2 separate regions of the Homo sapiens genome follow, and region 2 is linked to region 1. The links are chromatin loops, found by intact Hi-C in ENCODE. Cell type or tissue: heart left ventricle. All regions are shown on one strand.

Region 1 (2,500 bases):
GCCCTAGTGCCAGCTGTGGCCTGAGATAGGCCAGGTTGGATCCTGGCTCTGACATTTACCGTATATGTGAGTTTGGATGGGCCACTTAACCTTTTATAGTTTTATTTTCCTCATTTGCAAAAAGGGAATAATAATAAAACAACAACTTCCTTTTTTTTTTAGAGATGGGGTCCTGTTTTGTTGCCCAGGCTACTGGAGTGCAGTGGCACAATCACAGCTCACTGCAGCCTCAAACTCATGGGCTCAAGTGATCCTCCCACCTCAGCCTCTTGAGTAGCTGGGACTACAGGCATGTGTCATCACATCTGGCTACTTTTTAATTTTTTCAGAGATTGGGTCTCACTATGTAGTCCAGGCTGGTCTCAAACTCCTGTAGTCTCAAACTGGGACTACAGGTGTGAGCCACCATGCAGGGCCTAAACACAACTTAGAAAATTGCCATGAGGATCAGATAAAATCACATACAGCAAGTACCTAGTGTATGACTCTGTGAGGGCCACCTAACAAAATACCACGGACTGGTGGCTTAAGCAATAGACATTTGTTTCCTCCCAGTTCTGGAGGCTGGAGTCCAGGATCAAGGTGTGGGCAGGGTTGATTCCTCCTGAGGCCTCTCTCCTTGGCTTGTAGAAGGCCTCTTCTCCCTGAATCCTCACAGGGTTGTCCCTCTGTGTGTGTCTGTGTCCTAATCCCCTCTTCTTATAAGGACATCAGTCTTATTAGATTAGGGCCACCCAAATCCACCTGCTGAATGAGTTCCCTGGGCCTGCTGTAACAAACCACCACAACCTGGGTGACTTCGAACAGGGGTCCCCAACCCCGGGCCATGGACCAGTATGGACAAGAGGCGAGTGTGGGCGAGTGACCATTACCGCCTGAGCTCCACCTCCTGTCAGAACAGTGGCGGCGTTAGATTCTTATAGGAGGTTGCGCCTTATTATGAATTGTGAGGGATCTAGGCGGTACGCTCCTTATGAGAATCTAATGCCTGATGATCTGTCACTGTCTCCCATCACCCTCAGATGGGACTGTCTAGTTGCAGGAAAACAGGCTCAGGTCTCCCACTGATTCTTCATTCTTGTGAGTTGTGTAATGATTTCATTACATATTACAGTGTAATAATAATAGAAATAAAGTGCACAATACGCATCATGCCCTTGAGTCATCCTGAAACCATCCCCCCCGTGTGTGGAAAAATTGCCTCCTGCAAAACTGGTCCCTCGTGCCAAAAAGGTTGAGGACCGCTGGCTTAGAACACAGAAATTTGCTCCCTCACAGTTCCGAAGGCCAAAGTCAAGGTGTGGGCAGGGTGGCCCCTGCTGGCAGCTGCATGGGAACATGTATTCCAGGCTTCCCTCCTGTTCCTCATGACCTCCATCCTTGGCCTTCCTTGTATGGAACCAGCATCACTCCAGTCTCTGCCTCTGTCTTCACACGGCCTTGTTTGCAGGATCTCCTTTTCTGTCTCCTATGAGGACACGAGTCATTGGATTTAGGGCCCGCCCTCATCCAGGATGATCTCATCTAGAGATCTTTACCTTCACCCTTTTTCCGTTTAGAAAATAAAGTGCAGCTCACTGCCAGTACTCATTTTTTACATAAACATGCTCTTTGAGGCTGAAGCAAATCTGATGGATTTTCAATGTGAAAATAAAATACAAAAACTGTTCTTGGAGTTATTTCTGCACAGAACTAACATCAGAATCGTCTAAATCATCAGAATCATCTGTTTCGGAAGAATCGGATTCATCAAATGAATCTCTGGCCAATAACTGTTTTCAAGAACAATGTTAACATCACGTGCAGGAATGCGACGTTTTCTAGGATTTGACATTTTCAGCACTCGAGAATTACTATAGTTTTGTAAATGGAAATACCACTACTAAAACCAGAATGCTATAAATGGAATGATGTGTTTTGTTTCCAAAGTCAATACACTAGAGCGATTTGAAAATAATAATAAAAGCAAGGTATTTTGCAGCAAAGTTATCTTGGGGTAAATGCTGCTGGGGAGTATTCTTGGGCAAGTGGGAAAAGGGTTAATGATATCTACAAAGACCCTTATTCCAGTCAAGTCACATTTGGAGGTTCTGGGTGGACATATCTTCTGGGAGGGGGCACCATCCAACTCACGACACCCAGGTAGCTCCTACAAATGCTGACGTCAGGCTGCACCGAGGTCAATTACATTACAGTCCCTGGGGCTGGGATCCTGGCATGGGGCGTGTTTGAAGTTCTGGGTGATGCCCGAGAGCAGCCTGGAGTGCAGAAGTGAAAGGAGCCTTTGTATTTTCAGTTGCCTTTAAATGTCCGAAGAACCCATCCTGATACAGGCTCAGAGGAGACCCTCTTGGGGGAGGGGCTCAGTGTGATTTGTGCCCAGCCTTCCAGTCTTGTCTGGTTCTAATCGGATTGTGGTGGGGTGTGTGTGTCCTTTTCTGTAAATGAAGCACATGAGCGAGCAGTCGTGGCCACACCATGCCCCGGCTTCAGTGTAATG
Region 2 (2,500 bases), 130 kb after region 1:
CTCCACCGAGTGTCTCTTCCTGTTGGTAAACAGAGATAACAGCCTAATCCTGGGGCTGCTGGGAATGACACTGCCACAGCTCTGGGCACCTGTCAGCCAAGGACAGATGGCGACCACTGCCACCCACAGTCTGTCCCAGGGAGAATTTATGGTGAGACTCCTGGGGTCTGGGAACATCCATCCATGGGCTGATGTTGAGGGTATGCCCCACCTGGAGGAATCGTAGAGTCTTTCTGTCAGTAACATCCCCATTGACACCTAGCTAGACCCTGGCCTCTGCTCCCACTCCACCATGTCCATCTCTTACTCCATCATCCTACACCTCAATGATGTCAACATTCCTCTCCCTGCTCCCTCTTGGCCTCAAAGTGTGTCTGGCAAAAAGCAAGTCCAGTCATGACTTTCCTTTGCACAGAGCAGTGAGTGCCATCCCACTCAGAGGCAAAGTCAAGGTGCTCCTGGTGGCCACCTGGCCTCAGTGTACCTGCCTCACCTCTCACCTGCTCGTCCCCATTTACTCCATGCCCACAGCCACACGGCTCCCAGGATCAAGCTGGCCCTACTTCCCCCTAGGCCCTTCCCACTCCCTCTGCGTAGAAGGACCATTTTCCCCCCAGGTAACCACAGAGCTCCCTCTGCACCTTCTCTCCCTGTTTGCTCTAAGATCACCTTTCCACCAAGGCAACCCCTCCACCCGCACCGCCCCCCCAGCTGTCTTTACCCCATAACTCTTAGAGTTTCCTTATCTGTTTCCTCTCTGTCTCCACCTGTAGAGTGGAAGCTCCAGGGAAGAAGGGATTTTTTGGGTTTTATTTTGTATTTGGCAGCTACTTCCCCAGTGCCTACAGTGGTGCCCCATGCTCCATAAGCCTGGGGGAATATTTGTTGAATGAATGAATGAGTGCAAGAAAGAATTAAAAGCAGCATTTGCTAAGTGTCCTGTCAACCCATCTGTTCAGAAATGGCTTTGGCATTTCTGTCTGAAATGAGTCACCTGCTTAGGGGCCTCACGATTCTTTTCTCCTCGCCCACAGAATTTATTTTTTAATGATGAAAGGCTGGATCATTTGAAATCACTGTGGGATGTGTGCTTTTCTAGCCCCGAGTGTGGCGCTGACCATGTAATTTTCCATGCACCAGTTTAAGAAAGCAGTAGATTTCCACCAAGAAAGAGGAAGGAGCTGGCGGCCAAGCCGGGAGTGGTATTTTACTGGGGAAAAACAGGGGTGGCTGATATACAAAGCAATCTGCAGGCTTGGTGCTGACACCATAGCCTTCCAGCGACCAGGTGCAGAAGCTCAATATAGAAAGCTCCAAAACGGAATGTTTATTACCTATTACCTGAGAAGTACACACTTTCAATTTGCCCTGCCCCGAAATGTATTTCTGGGAAAGCAGCCTTATCTCTAGCGTGGCTTGGTAGCAACAGCTCTGCTTAGTGTCATTATCTGGAGAGCAGCTGTCTACACTCACCTTTTAAAAAGGTGCTTCTAACAAACAAGCAATCTAATTTATTAAGCAAGCTGGCTTGGGCTGAGGGAGGAAGGCAGGTGCTTTCATTCAGCTTGCTCACAGGATATTGTTCTTACAGAGCTTCCCACTTGTTTGTTCTTTATTCCCTTCATTTCCCTGCTTAAGAGAGCTGTTTGCCCGGCACGCTGATTTACAGAACAGGGAGTGATCTGGATTTATCTGTGGGTTCACTGGCCTCCCACAGGGCTTATGGATGGTCTCAGTTTCAGCTGCATCACACGCTGCCTGATGAAATTGACAATATTCGGCCAAACACCAACTGCATGTGGTTCAACCTAAGGGTATTTTACATTGAAGGGCAAAGTTACAGATTTCAAAGCAAAAGACCCAAGTTCACATCTGATCACCTGCTAACTGGCTACGTAATCTTGGGAAAGTTCCTTGGTTTCTCTGATCATTCCTGGTCCTCATCTGTAAAACAGTTCAATTAATAGCCAGCTAGGAAGCCATGATGGGAAGCACTTGCGGCTGCTTATATAAAGCACTCAGCACAGTGCCTGGCACGAAGGAAGCTTTCAGTAAGTGGTTGGTGGTGCTTATTTGCGGCCATGGCTTATTGAGACTGGAAGCTGTGGGGACTCCGGTGCACGATGGTGGATGTTCCATGAATGCTGGCAAGAAGAGTGAGCATGGGGTGAGCTGAGAACTCAGAACTTAGCTTCTTAGATGCCTGCTTTGTGTATAGTTTTGCCCTGTCCTAAAGCCCAACGTGCACCGATGTTTTGCATCATTGTTCCTGTTGCATATGTTACTTATCACTCGTCATGAGCTTGTTTATATCCACCCACAGTCAGGGGTTCTCCTCCTCCCTCCTCTGCAGGCAAATCCATGTCTGGCTCTCCAGGCGAAGGGGGTGGGGTGAGTGGTGGACCAGGAGGTCCTGATGGGGTTGGCCTCAGCTTGCCCTGGGCATTCTGCAGCCTATGGCCTCTCCATAGCCACTTTGCCTTTTATCTCTGGCTTCTCC

What was found. Hi-C counts contacts between places; a loop is a spot of excess contacts. Peaks named below come from ENCODE experiments on the same cell type or tissue, not always from the same donor. Only the 100,000 strongest peaks of a DNase experiment are listed, where the experiment ranks them.
Region 2: it touches region 1 in a loop (2.2-fold over the local background); 3 of 110 quality-filtered maps call a loop at or near these places.

The regions. Positions count from the first base shown.
Region 1 is chr21:39,087,913-39,090,412 of GRCh38, reverse strand. No RefSeq gene overlaps it. Among named protein-coding and RNA genes, the nearest start is that of LINC02943, 4.6 kb to the right of the region's middle. In heart left ventricle, a CTCF peak has its summit at 1,317 (motif pointing left); no DNase peak of the experiment used is centred here; H3K4me3 peaks cover 369 bases; H3K27ac peaks cover 1,914 bases.
Region 2 is chr21:38,956,006-38,958,505 of GRCh38, reverse strand. No RefSeq gene overlaps it. Among named protein-coding and RNA genes, the nearest start is that of ETS2-AS1, 19 kb to the right of the region's middle. In heart left ventricle, no CTCF peak of the experiment used is centred here; a DNase peak (open chromatin) is centred at 1,178; H3K27ac peaks cover 65 bases.